Linked DNA regions of Homo sapiens: all the other regions are linked to region 1. Evidence: chromatin contacts called from ENCODE Hi-C or POLR2A ChIA-PET data. All regions are on one chromosome and are shown on one strand. The core of a region is the stretch at or near the end of the contact, and the rest is flanking DNA. Distances in the headings are between cores, read along the strand shown. Region 1 holds the start of PDSS2 (decaprenyl diphosphate synthase subunit 2). Region 2 holds the start of AFG1L (AFG1 like ATPase). Region 3 holds the start of RTN4IP1 (reticulon 4 interacting protein 1).

Region 1 (3,807 bases), core at 969-3,468:
TAGATTTGTGTTATTTCTTCCAACTGCATGTAAATCTAAAACTACTTCAAAATAGAAGTTTACTTTTAAAAACAACAATAGAAAAAGGTCCTTTTAGTCCTGGATTTCTCCACCTTGGCACTACTGACATTTTGCAGCACCTAATTATTTCTTGTGGGTCTGTCCTGGGAATTGAAGGGTAGCATCCCTGGCCTCTATCCACTAAATGCCAGTAATGTGCCTCCATTCGTGACAACCAAAAATGTCTCCATACATGCCAAATGTCCTCAGGGGGGGAAAATTGCCCCAGTTGAGAACCAGTGCTCTAGTCATAAAAGCCAAGAAGAGATATGAAAATGTTCCTAATTGAAGAAGATGAAAGAGATATAACAACTAAACGCAATACTTGATCCTGGACTGAATCCTGTCCTGGAGGGTAAAGAATGCTATAAAGAACATTATTAGGCCAATTAACAAAATTGAAATTAAATGGTAGATTAAATAAAAGTATTGTATCAATATTAAATATACCTAAGTTGGTAACTGTAGCGTACTTACGTAGGAGATTACTGCTATGCTTAGGAAATACATACTGAAGTATTTAGGGGAAAAGGATCGTGATGTATGCAATCTACCATCAAATGATTCAGAAAAAAATATATAGAAAGATATATACACGTGAATAGTATATATATCTGTGTGTATATGTATTTAATGTATATATTGACATATATAGACATATCTACGTAGCAGGTGGATCTGATTAAAGAGTATGCAAGTGTGTTCTTTGAACTATATTATTTTTGTAACTTCGCTGTATGTTTAAACTAATTACAATTCAGGTGTGGGGTTTAAGTGGAAGAAAAAAAAAAAACTTTTGGCCGGGCACGGTGGCTCACGCCTGTAATCCCAGCACTTTGGGAGGCCGAGGCGGGTGGATCACGAGGTCAGGAGATTGAGACGATCCTGGCTAACACGGTGAAACCCCGTATCTACTAAAAATACAAAAACAAAATTAGCCGGACGTGGTGGCGGGCACCTGTAGTCCCAGCTACTCCCGCCTGGGCGACAAAGCGAGACTCCGTCTCAAAAAAAAAAAAAAAAAAAACTTTTATAAATCCTAAAGGCAGGTTTCACAGCAGTAGTACAGCATAAGTGATAAACATCCCAAGAAGATAATGACTACTAACGGGATAAATTCCTACTTCAACCCCAAGACATTCGTTGGAAAGAATTATCTACCTTCAGCCTCTCTCTCTCTCCTTGCCTACTTTCTGGAGGTGACCCCCTGAACAGTGCGGGACAGAAAATTAATCTATCCCATTAAAAAAAAAAAAAATTTCTAGGAAGTGACTCAATAAACCTACATCTCCGCTCGATTTCTCCACAAATCACTGAGGCATCTTCATCCTCAACAATTAAGAAGCAAAATCGAGGAAAGCATACAAGTGTTTCAAAGAAAACCACTTATGCACTCAGCTGAGCAAGAACGTTAAGTGGACTAGAGAAGAGACAACACGGAATGTCTAGGAGGAGTGAGTAAAAAGGAAGGACTAAAAAGAGATAAATCAGGAGCCAGTCTGAGAGAGCTAGAATGCGTATGCCCGCCAGAAAAAAAAGTATTCCAATGAGTGCGAGTGTGTCAGCGGGAGAGGGGTAGCTCACCTGGCTGTGGTAAGCAGAGGGTGCTGAGTGCCCACCAGCTTCCGCACCTGCATAGCGATGTTGCTGAGCTCGTCGCTCAGCAGGCAGCGAAGGCTCATGAAGGACGTGGGGTACCCCACGATCTTCTCCGCCTCTGACACTACCTGATTCCAGTGGGCCGGGGACTTGGAGGACCGACCACGCCAAGAGCCCACCGAGGAGATGGTGTCGAGGGACGGGGACCACCACAGGCGACGCGGGGAACCCGAGGCTCCAAGATAACGTGGCAAGTGCAACAGCAGCTGCCGAAAGTTCATGGTTTGAGTCTGGAAGGGTCTGGGACCTGGGGGTATCCAGAAGTGCCGCGGGAAACAAACCAGGGGCAGAGGAGGAACTTACAGTAACTAAAAGGAAGCGGCAATTCTTGACCCTCAGAGTAAGGTGGCTTCCTGGAGCAGTGACCAGAAACGAACTTTAACTGCTGCTTTCTGCAGCCCAGGCTGGGCAAACAACAGTCCCAGCTCAGCACTGCCCCCGGCCACCCGGGGTAGAAACCACAGCCACTGCCTATGTGGAGGACGCCATATTGGAGGCATGGAATGCGGCCTGCCGTAAAGACAGAGGCGGGTTGTTAAGTATACTCTCTACTTTACGGCGTACCCGAGAACGCCCCCGCAGGGGCGGTGCTTTGGAGGTGAACCCGGGTTGGGAGGTTCAGCTCCTCCCACCCCGCCGCTCTGGGCCAGCAAAGGTCGTCAGTGACAGGGATCAGTTGTGGGCGGCGAGTGGTCCCTCTGCACACGGTATCTGGGCCGAGTCTGGATTCATTAGAGTCCCCGGCGCCCAGCACTGAGTGGCATGCATAAGTATTGGTGTCACGAACAACGGTCAGCCCCCGGCTTGCCCGCAAGGAAGGGCGTCGGGCGGAGGCACCAGTTCCTCCCGGAAGCTTTTTGTCGCTATCGCCACCAGCCCCTGGCAGTGGCAGTGGCCGTGGCCGGGCGTGAAGGCGGCCTCTCGGGCTGCATGCCTCCTGGAGCTGGGGCCACGTCTCAGTGGTGGAACGCCTAGTCGGGGCGTGGGGCTGAGCCCTCGTGTCCTCAGGGCCCAACCAGACATAAGGCAGCGTGGTGCGGCGGAAAGGGGTCCCAAGGAAAGTCCTCGGATCCAACTTCGAATTACCGGCCTCCTCGCTGAGCCTTGGGAGAAACAGCGGTGCCTCCTTCCCGCGGGTGCGGAGAGGAAGAATGAAACGTTGCCTACTCCCTGCCTCTTATCTTCCTCTTTATGCCTAGCCTGGAGCTCAACTCCAGGATTGAAGACTATCGCTGACCGGAGTGCTTTTCACGTACTAGTTCATGTATTACTTTATTTAATCCTCAGAACAACCTCATTAAGTAGATAATATTAGTATTCTCCGTGTTTTGTATGAGGAAACTAAGGTGCAGTCGAGTCGCGTAAGTTCCCTAAGACCACACTAGACAGGGATGTGAGCCCAGACAATCTGGTTTCAGAATCCGTATTCTAACCGAAAGATTACACCGTCTAAATAATAGGCTCCCATCCACTCTTTTCTCCTTATTGCTGAGAGGAAACAGTCAATATGATTATCTTTTAAGTAATGCTACCTATTTTTTTTTCAAATGTGCCTAAGATCTTACCTCCTTTCTTATCACCTAAAACAGGTGTTAACCGTTCTTAATAAAGGATATATTATCCATTTTTTACACTCTTAAAAATAGCTTATAAAACTCTCTAAAACTTTCAAAATCCTTCCAAATTCATGGTATTTTATTTTTATTTTTTATTTATTTTTTGAGATGGGTCTTGCTCTGTCACCCAAGCTGGAGTACAGCGGCGCGATTTCAGCTCACTGCAACCTCCGCCTCCCAGTTTCAAGCAATTCTTGTGCCTCAGCCTCCCAAGTGGCTGGGACTACAGGCGCCTGCCACCACGCCCGGCTAACTTTTGTATTTTTAGTAGAGACTGGGTTTCACCATGTTGACCAGGCTGGTCTCAAACTCCTGACCTCGAGTGATCCGCCCACTTCGGCTTCCCAAAGTGCTGGGATTACAGGTGTGAGCTACCAGCTACCATGCCCAGCCTGTCAGTATTTTTTAAATGAGCATCATGCATAATACTGTACCAGCCTCTTGAGCTACAAATAAAGATTGGGACTTAAAG
Region 2 (3,584 bases), core at 709-3,208, 840 kb after region 1:
TTTTTAGAAGGCCTTTTTGATTTACCAGCCAAACTGCTCTCTCATTGATTCCACAACACTGAATTATCTTTTAGCATGATCTCTGCGCAAGGATGACACACAAATTCGTGAAGTAGTCCATGTTTTTAAAAATTAAAAAAAAAAAAGCTTTAAAGCTTGGGATGGTGGTTGGCACCTGTAGTCCCAGCTACTGGGGAGGCTGAAGCAGGAGGATCATGTAAGTTCAGGTGTTCAAGGCTACTATGCACAATGATGGAGTCTGTGAATAGCCACAGCACTTGGGCCTGGGCAACATAGTGAGGCCACTTCTCTTAAAAAAAAAAAAACAAAAAACAAAAAAACAAAAGTTGAGTTTTTAGAAGGCCTTTTTGATTTACCAGCCAAACTGCTCTCTCATTGATTCCACAACACTGAATTATCTTTATTTTTAAAAAAATTTATTCTAAAAGTCTTTGTATTTTGTTCCCTCCCCCTTCCCCCTTCCCCTCCCCTTCACTCCCCCTTCCCCTCCCCTTCACTCCCCCTTCCCCTCCCCTCCTCTTCTCTTTTCTTTTTTTGAGACAGAGTCTCGCTCAGCTGCCCAGGCTGGAGTGCAGTGGCACGATCTCGACTCACTGCAGCCACCCTCTCCCGGATTCAAGCGATTCTCCCTGCCTCCGCCTCCCAAGTAGCTGGGATTATAGGCACCTGCCATCATGCCGGCTAATTTTTGTATTTTAGTAGAGACAGGGTTTCACCATGTTGGCTAGGCTGGTCTTGAACTCCTGACCTCAGGTGATACGCCTGCCTCAGCCTCCTAAAGTGCTAGGATTACAGGCGTGAGCCACCGCGCCGGGCCTTCTCTTTTTTTTTTTTTTTTTGTTTTTTTTTTGTTTTTTTGAGACAGGGACTCACTCTGTCTCCCAGGCAGGAGTGCAGTGGCACAATCCCAGCTCACTACAGCCTCCACCTCCTGGACGCAACCCCCACCTCGGCCTCCCTAGTAACTAGGACTACAGGGCACAGGCCACCATGCCCAGTTTTGTATTTTTTGCAGAGACAGGATCTCGCTATGTTGCCCAGACTGGTCTCAAACTCCCGGGCTCAAGCGATTCTCCTGCCTGGGCCTCCCAGGCATGAGCCACCTAGCCCGGCCTGTATTATCTTTTCTGGAATTCATCTCGCTTACTGGATTGCCAGCCTCTTCTGGACAGCAATTTGTACTCCTAATTCGCTTATTATAGTATGTCAAAGCATTTATTGTTTAATCAAATTAGGGCAGATCAATGAGAAGTTACCCTTCGGATACACTGTCCCATGACTTCTCCGTCCACCGACAGTCCTTCTTAGGCCCTTGGCTTTCCCATGCCACTTATACAATCTTTCAAAACATTTGAGTGCGTACCATTTATATTATTCAAATACGAAAAGGGAAAGCGGTAGGCGCACATTTCAGGTACTCGTCAAAGATGAGTTGGACGCTGGAGATAAAATAAAAAATGGGCCTACCATTTAGGGAGGTGTGACGAAGTGACACCACTCTTCCGTTAAAACCCGAGGGCCCATTGGGTCACCTCCATTTTATTCAGGTTTCGGAATCTCGGTCATGTGAGCTAACTTAAAAGGCTCAAGAGTGGTTACCTGCCTACCCGTCATAATCACTTCCCAATTCCTTGAAAACTTCGGGTTCCTCGGCCGGCCGCCAGCGCCGGGCGGAGAATCGCCCTCCCTCCCACTGCCCAGACTGGAGCTGCCTGTTCCGTTCCACCCCGCCCCACCCCACTGCATGCTGGGAGTCGTAGTCCCGGCTGGCAGCGTCCGGAAGGACGGGAGGGCACGGGAGTGCAGCCCGCCCATGTGGCTACTGGAGGTCACGTTCCCTAACTGATCCCTTGGTTCTCTCGGGTGGAGCCTTCAGCGTGCACGGCGGGGTTTGACTTTGCCACCGTCTCTCTTCTGGGTTCCAATAAAGTTTTCCTCTTCCTCTCCTCGTACGGAGTTCAAGATGGCGGCCTCCTGGTCGCTCTTGGTTACCCTGCGCCCCTTAGCACAGAGCCCGCTGAGAGGGAGATGTGTTGGGTGCGGGGCCTGGGCCGCCGCTCTCGCTCCTCTGGCCACCGCCCCTGGGAAGCCCTTTTGGAAAGGTCAGTGACTGTGCCATGAGTAGTCCGAGCCGACTGCATATGACTGGAGAAGCCTCTGGGATTACCCTCCCTGTCCGATCTACCCCAGGTGTCTCCTGCTTTCACGAAGCTGAGGGCTCCTCGAGAGGAGTTTCCATTTCTCTTGACCTTTTATACTGTCTGTGAATGAGCCCTGAGCACTGAGGGAAATGACCCTGAGTGACTTTCATTTTGAGGGTCAGAGGTTGACTCAGAGTTTGTTCCTTCCGGGACGTTTAGAGAGCTGAACCTAGTGGGAGTGCCTGGCTTGAAGAGATGCAGGTGTGGGGTTGGGGCCTGGGGACCCCTACCCTCTGCGTTTTCCAAGCTCTCGGGGCTGGTGACTGACGGGCACTGGAGGAAGAGCCGCGCCTGGGACCTCTGCAGGCCCTGATGTCTCTCGTGATTCTAGGAAGGAAGGTCCACACACATTCTCAGATTGAGGGATCGATTCTTGGTGTTCTTTTCAAGTCACTAGGGGCTTCAGTGGAATTATTTTGTCACCGGGCTTTCTTTCTCCCTGGCTTCCTTCATTCAGTTATATGTTCATGAATGAATGAATGAATGTATATTCTGAGTAACCAAGAGTGCCAGTTTTACTGCTCTATTCATGTATTCGCACTAAACTGCACGATTTTCAAAGGCAAGGACATTGTGTCATTGTTTCCTAAGCACTTAGCGCAATGATTGGTACTTGACGTGCAAATATGATTTTTGAGTGAATGAATGAATGAAATTATTCTCCTTGTCTCCCTCATCCACATACTCGTTTTCCTTTTTCTCAAATCCAAGCAACCCCTGTAATATACCTTAATAGATTGATAGACCTTAATAAGGTATATACCTTAATAGATTATTTATTAATTTAGCTAAAAATATGACAATCTTTGACCCTTATCATCAATGCAGTTGAAATTAATACTAGAACTTTGATTAGGTCACCTTACGTCTTTCTGCAAAGATTAGCATAATGCATTTAGTATAATGGAATAGGCTCCACACACTGCCTGGGGGTAGCCCTGATCTGCTGGAGTAGTCGTTAAAAGTAAATAAATAAATAAAGATATAATGGAATATTCTGGTAGTGTAAGCTGTGGATTATAATATAAATTTTATTTTTCATTTTTGGTAGTCAATAAAAGCAAATGCTATAAATTTCAACAGGTGCAAGAAAGAATATGGCAAAATGTAAGGCTTTTTTCTATCCCTATCCCTTAGCTGCTTAGTTTTTCTCCTCAGAGGCAATCTGTGATACTAGTTTCTTATGTATTCTTCCAGATATATTCTGTGTATGTATAAGCATATACATATATAGATAATGGTATTAAAAAAATAGAAGTAGTAACATGCTGTACACATTGTTTTGTGTATACAGCAGTTAATTCTGTTAATTGTTAATTTCTTTTTAAATTTAGTAGCTTGGAGATCATTCCATATCAATAC
Region 3 (3,829 bases), core at 1,296-3,795, 830 kb before region 1:
AGTAGTGGCCGTCTCCAGAAAAACAGCCAGCCTTCATCTTTCAAATAAAATAGACATGTCTCTTGCTTTCTTGCCAAGGGAAATAACTGCTTCCTACAGTTTACAGTCTTCTACTCATTATTTTATTTCCCCAAGCTACTGTTTCAGATATCTTCTGCAATGACAATAAATATCCTCAAAAGGTAGGAGAAAAAAAAAAAGAGGATAACTTGCGAATAATATTACCCATTCAAGTCATAAAAAACTAAGATGTTTCAAGAATACTATATAAAAGTAAAATGTTTTACAGTGTTATATTATTAAACAGCAGCCAAGAAAAGTCTAGATACAGCCATTCTGTTTAAATGAAAATGTACACGGCATGAATTACGCATGTGCATTTAAAGAAATAAAAAGCTAACAGACCTAAACGAAGACAAAATGTAAAAATTACTCATAGATAAAATACTGCTAATTTAAGTTTGTTATCTTAAGTCAGAACAAAAATATAAAAAGGCATAGAAATAGTGACTGAATGACAACTGCGTATGTGAAGCACTGAAACAGGTTGACAAAGCATGGGATCAATCTTGAAAGAACTTACAATCAAAGGAGATGAAAAAACATGCTGATCATTGAGTAAAACTTACCACTAAAAGACATATCTTATAAAAAACTGAATTCTCTTCAAGCCTAATATAAAAAGAATAAAGGAAAACGGCATGCCCAACTGGTAGTAGCAATTACTACTTCAAAACAAAGAATACAAACGTAGACTTCATGAGACAATCACAGTAAAGTCATTTCAATGCTTTTTTTTTTTTTTTTTTTTTTTTTTTTGAGATGGAGTCTCACTCTATCGGCAGGCTGGAGTGCAAGGGCGCGTTCTTGGCTCACTGCAACCTCCGCCTTCCGGATTCAAGCGATTCTCCTGCCTCAGCCTCCCACCAACACAGTGAAACTCCCGTTTCTATAAAAATACAAAAATTAGCTGGGTGTGGCGGCGCATGTCTGTAGTCCCAGCTACTTGGGAGGCTGAAGCAGGAGAATCGCTTGAACCCGGAAGGCGGAGGTTGCAGTGAGCCAGGAAAGCGCCCTTGCACTCCAGCCTGCCGATAGAGTGAGACTCTGTCTCAAAAACAAACAAAAAACCCCATAAATTCTAAACTGACTAGGAAACAACTATACTTCCGAAGCCTGTGACGGATCTCAGAATACCACAAAGTTCCCTGGACAGAAATTTAGCTACAAACATAGGCAGGGCGCAATGGCTCGTCTGTAATCCCAGCACTTAGGGGGCGGAGGCAGAGGATCGCCTGAGGTCAGGAGTTCGAGACCAGCCTGACCAACATAGTGAAACCCCATCTCTACTAAAAATACAAAAAATTAGCCCGGTGTGGTGGCATGCGCCTGTAATCCCAGCTACTCGGGAGGCTGAGGCAGGAGAAATTGCTTGAACCCAGGATGCGGAGGTTGCAGTGAGCTGAGATCAGGCCACCGCACTCTAGCCTGGGTGACAGAGTGAGACTCAGTCTCAAAAAAAAAAAAGTTAGCTACAGACACAGTTCTCAAGTCTGAACTTACATATTTAAGGACGCATGAAAACAATCAAGCTTATATTTTGTCAATACAAATGGCCAGAAGGATTCCCTGGCCATTGCAATTTCAAAAATTTTGGAAATATTTGCAGAGGTATTGTTAAAAACCTAAATGATTCATTTATGTAAACCAAAGAAGCGTAGTCAATTTTTTAAAACGGCATACCTTATGAAAGTGATTTTTTTAAAAAAGGTAACAATGTCTTTTGAAAACTTACTTCTCATATTAACGTCTATAGGATTTACACTGGCAGCGTGAACTTTGACAATGACTTCATTTGGATAGTGTATGATAGGCATCATCATGTTCTGAGTGAATCGAAGCACTTCATTCTTCCCATATTTATCTATCACCCAAGCAGGCATGACAGTGCTCCTAGGAGAGGTAGTACTAATCCTTCTAACTGAAGGCTTTTGGACAACTTTGCTTCTCCAGAAGCAAACCGCAGTGCATGCATTTCTTCTAAGTACACAAGTCTTCAGAAATTCCATTGTAAACACTGGTTGAACTGCGTGCTCAAATTCAAATACACTTGGACTGGATCAAACTCTCACCCCTGAATTCAGTCAAATTCTGCCAAACCACGGGCTAGTTTCAAAATTAAGCATGCAAAACGGAGCATTCGAAAATGAAGCTAATCTAATGGAGAAACTGAAAGAAGAATACGGAACTGTTATTCCGCTCTTCGCATATGAAATGCTCGAATTAACGTTCCAGTCAGTATTCTGTCCATTCTCCTCCCTCACTTTCACCCCCTCCACTTTAAAAAAAAAAGGGGGGGCGGGGCATTAAAAAGCAGGTGCGCAAACCCCCTAGATCCCTGCCCTGTCCTGGGAGCCCTCGGCGGGACAAGCAGACACCGCTCGCGATCCAACGCCAGAGAATCGAACGCTTGCCGACTGCCGCCGCGACCCTGGCCCGGAATCTCCTTGCCTGCCCGCTCTCCTTAGCCGCCGGGATGGCTTTGCGGCGCCAACCAATCGCCTACAAAGATCATTTCCTCGGGCTGCAATTCAACCAATCCAAGTACTCGGTGTTGAAGGGCTCAGTGACAATTAAAGATGGCTGCGCCCATGTAACATCACTAGCGACCGGTGACCTCTTTTTCCCCCTTGCCTGGCTCCTGTGGTGGCAGGCTGGGCACGAGGACCATGCTGGGCCGGAGCCTCCGAGAAGTGAGTGGAATTGGCCCGCTGAGGCCCCCGGGAGGGCGGAAAGTTTAACGGACTTCGTTGACAAAGAGTCCCTGGGCCTTACCACGCATCTTGGCCCACCTCGCTGCTTCCTCTAGAACTGAGTGGGGGATAAGTACCTTTCGATTCTTCGGGTGTACTCGCCGTACCCATTCAGGAGTTAGGACCTTAGCAGGGAAATCTCTGCACCGCGGATCTGTAGGGTGGTGAAGCGGCTTCTCACCATTAGACATTTGCTCTGGTGTAGGTCGGGATCCGGATGGTCTCGGAGTGGGCTTTGCCAAAGGGGGCTTGCGGGGCCACTTCAGTCTCTCTTCTGTCCCCGACACTTAGCTGCAGTTGTCGCTAAGAAGCCCGGCGAAACTGTAGTTTGCAAAATTCAAATGAGTAATTTTTGGCTTTTTTCAAAGAATTCGTTCTCTAGGATTTACCTACCACTAAGATACCAGTGATTTCCTAACCCGTGTCTCCATGTCCTGGACGTCGTGTTTGAATTCTAGACTGTATTTGTGAATGCTTTCTGGGCAGTTCTTCTAAATGTCACATAAGCACCCTCAAATTCACTTTAATCGGTGTTGAAGTAATCATTGTAACAGGACTTACCTCTCAACCCCCGTCTTAAAAAAGCTCTGGTATTTCTGAATTCTTAATAGACTCTTTTTAATGGCACAACTATTATCTCATTTGCCTTTAGATTCTTCCTCATCTTTCATATCCAATAAATCACTAAGCCCTCTTCATTCTATCTTGCAGATATGGCTGGAATCTGCCCTCTTACGTTATTTCTGCTGTTATAGCTTTAATTCGGGTCTTTTTGCTTCCTGGTTCACGTCACTCAACCTTAGAACTGTCTGCAGGCCCATTGCTATCAGAGTCACATAAAGCACCTGTTGAAACTAAAACTATGCCCCACTCTAGACTTAATTAGAGCTGTGTGGTAAGTTCGGGAGTATGGTTTAATGGAGGCTCCAGGTGATTTCTGGTAAGAAGTAGGCGCTGATGACCTAAACTGCCTTCCATCTTCCTTTTTATTCCACCCTAGAAGTTGTCGTTTTGTT

The links. Hi-C counts contacts between places; a loop is a spot of excess contacts on that map. ChIA-PET counts read pairs that join two places held with the same protein, here RNA polymerase II (POLR2A). Pooled maps may share reads with other maps.
Region 2: a loop to region 1 is called in a map of CD8-positive, alpha-beta T cell, with 23 times the contacts of the local background. The contact joins the promoter of AFG1L here to the promoter of PDSS2 in region 1. A Hi-C loop is called at or near these places in 5 of 168 maps with a recorded cell type or tissue (CD4-positive, alpha-beta T cell, CD4-positive, alpha-beta memory T cell, CD8-positive, alpha-beta T cell and 1 more), 1 of 37 single-sample maps with no recorded cell type and 11 of 50 pooled maps. POLR2A ChIA-PET finds 5 or more read pairs at or near these places in 3 of 52 experiments (activated B cell, activated T-cell and activated naive CD4-positive, alpha-beta T cell).
Region 3: a loop to region 1 is called in a map of CD8-positive, alpha-beta T cell, with 3 times the contacts of the local background. The contact joins the promoter of RTN4IP1 here to the promoter of PDSS2 in region 1. A Hi-C loop is called at or near these places in 2 of 168 maps with a recorded cell type or tissue (CD8-positive, alpha-beta T cell and naive thymus-derived CD4-positive, alpha-beta T cell) and 13 of 50 pooled maps. POLR2A ChIA-PET finds 5 or more read pairs at or near these places in 1 of 52 experiments (activated CD8-positive, alpha-beta memory T cell).

The regions. Positions count from the first base shown.
Region 1 is chr6:107,457,346-107,461,152 of GRCh38, forward strand. PDSS2 (decaprenyl diphosphate synthase subunit 2) reads right to left here and starts at 2,219. Exons shown (of 8, transcript NM_020381.4): 1 at 1,645-2,219. The coding sequence starts at 1,940. RefSeq lists enhancers at 2,090-2,539, 2,260-3,181.
Region 2 is chr6:108,293,096-108,296,679 of GRCh38, forward strand. It overlaps AFG1L (AFG1 like ATPase), which reads left to right and starts at 1,959. Exons shown (of 13, transcript NM_145315.5): 1 at 1,959-2,123. The coding sequence starts at 1,985. RefSeq lists an enhancer at 1,811-2,300.
Region 3 is chr6:106,626,953-106,630,781 of GRCh38, forward strand. RTN4IP1 (reticulon 4 interacting protein 1) reads right to left here and starts at 2,546. Exons shown (of 9, transcript NM_032730.5): 1 at 1,796-2,546. The coding sequence starts at 2,069. It overlaps QRSL1 (glutaminyl-tRNA amidotransferase subunit QRSL1), which reads left to right and starts at 2,626. Exons shown (of 11, transcript NM_018292.5): 1 at 2,626-2,753. The coding sequence starts at 2,730. RefSeq lists enhancers at 2,628-2,767, 2,798-2,857.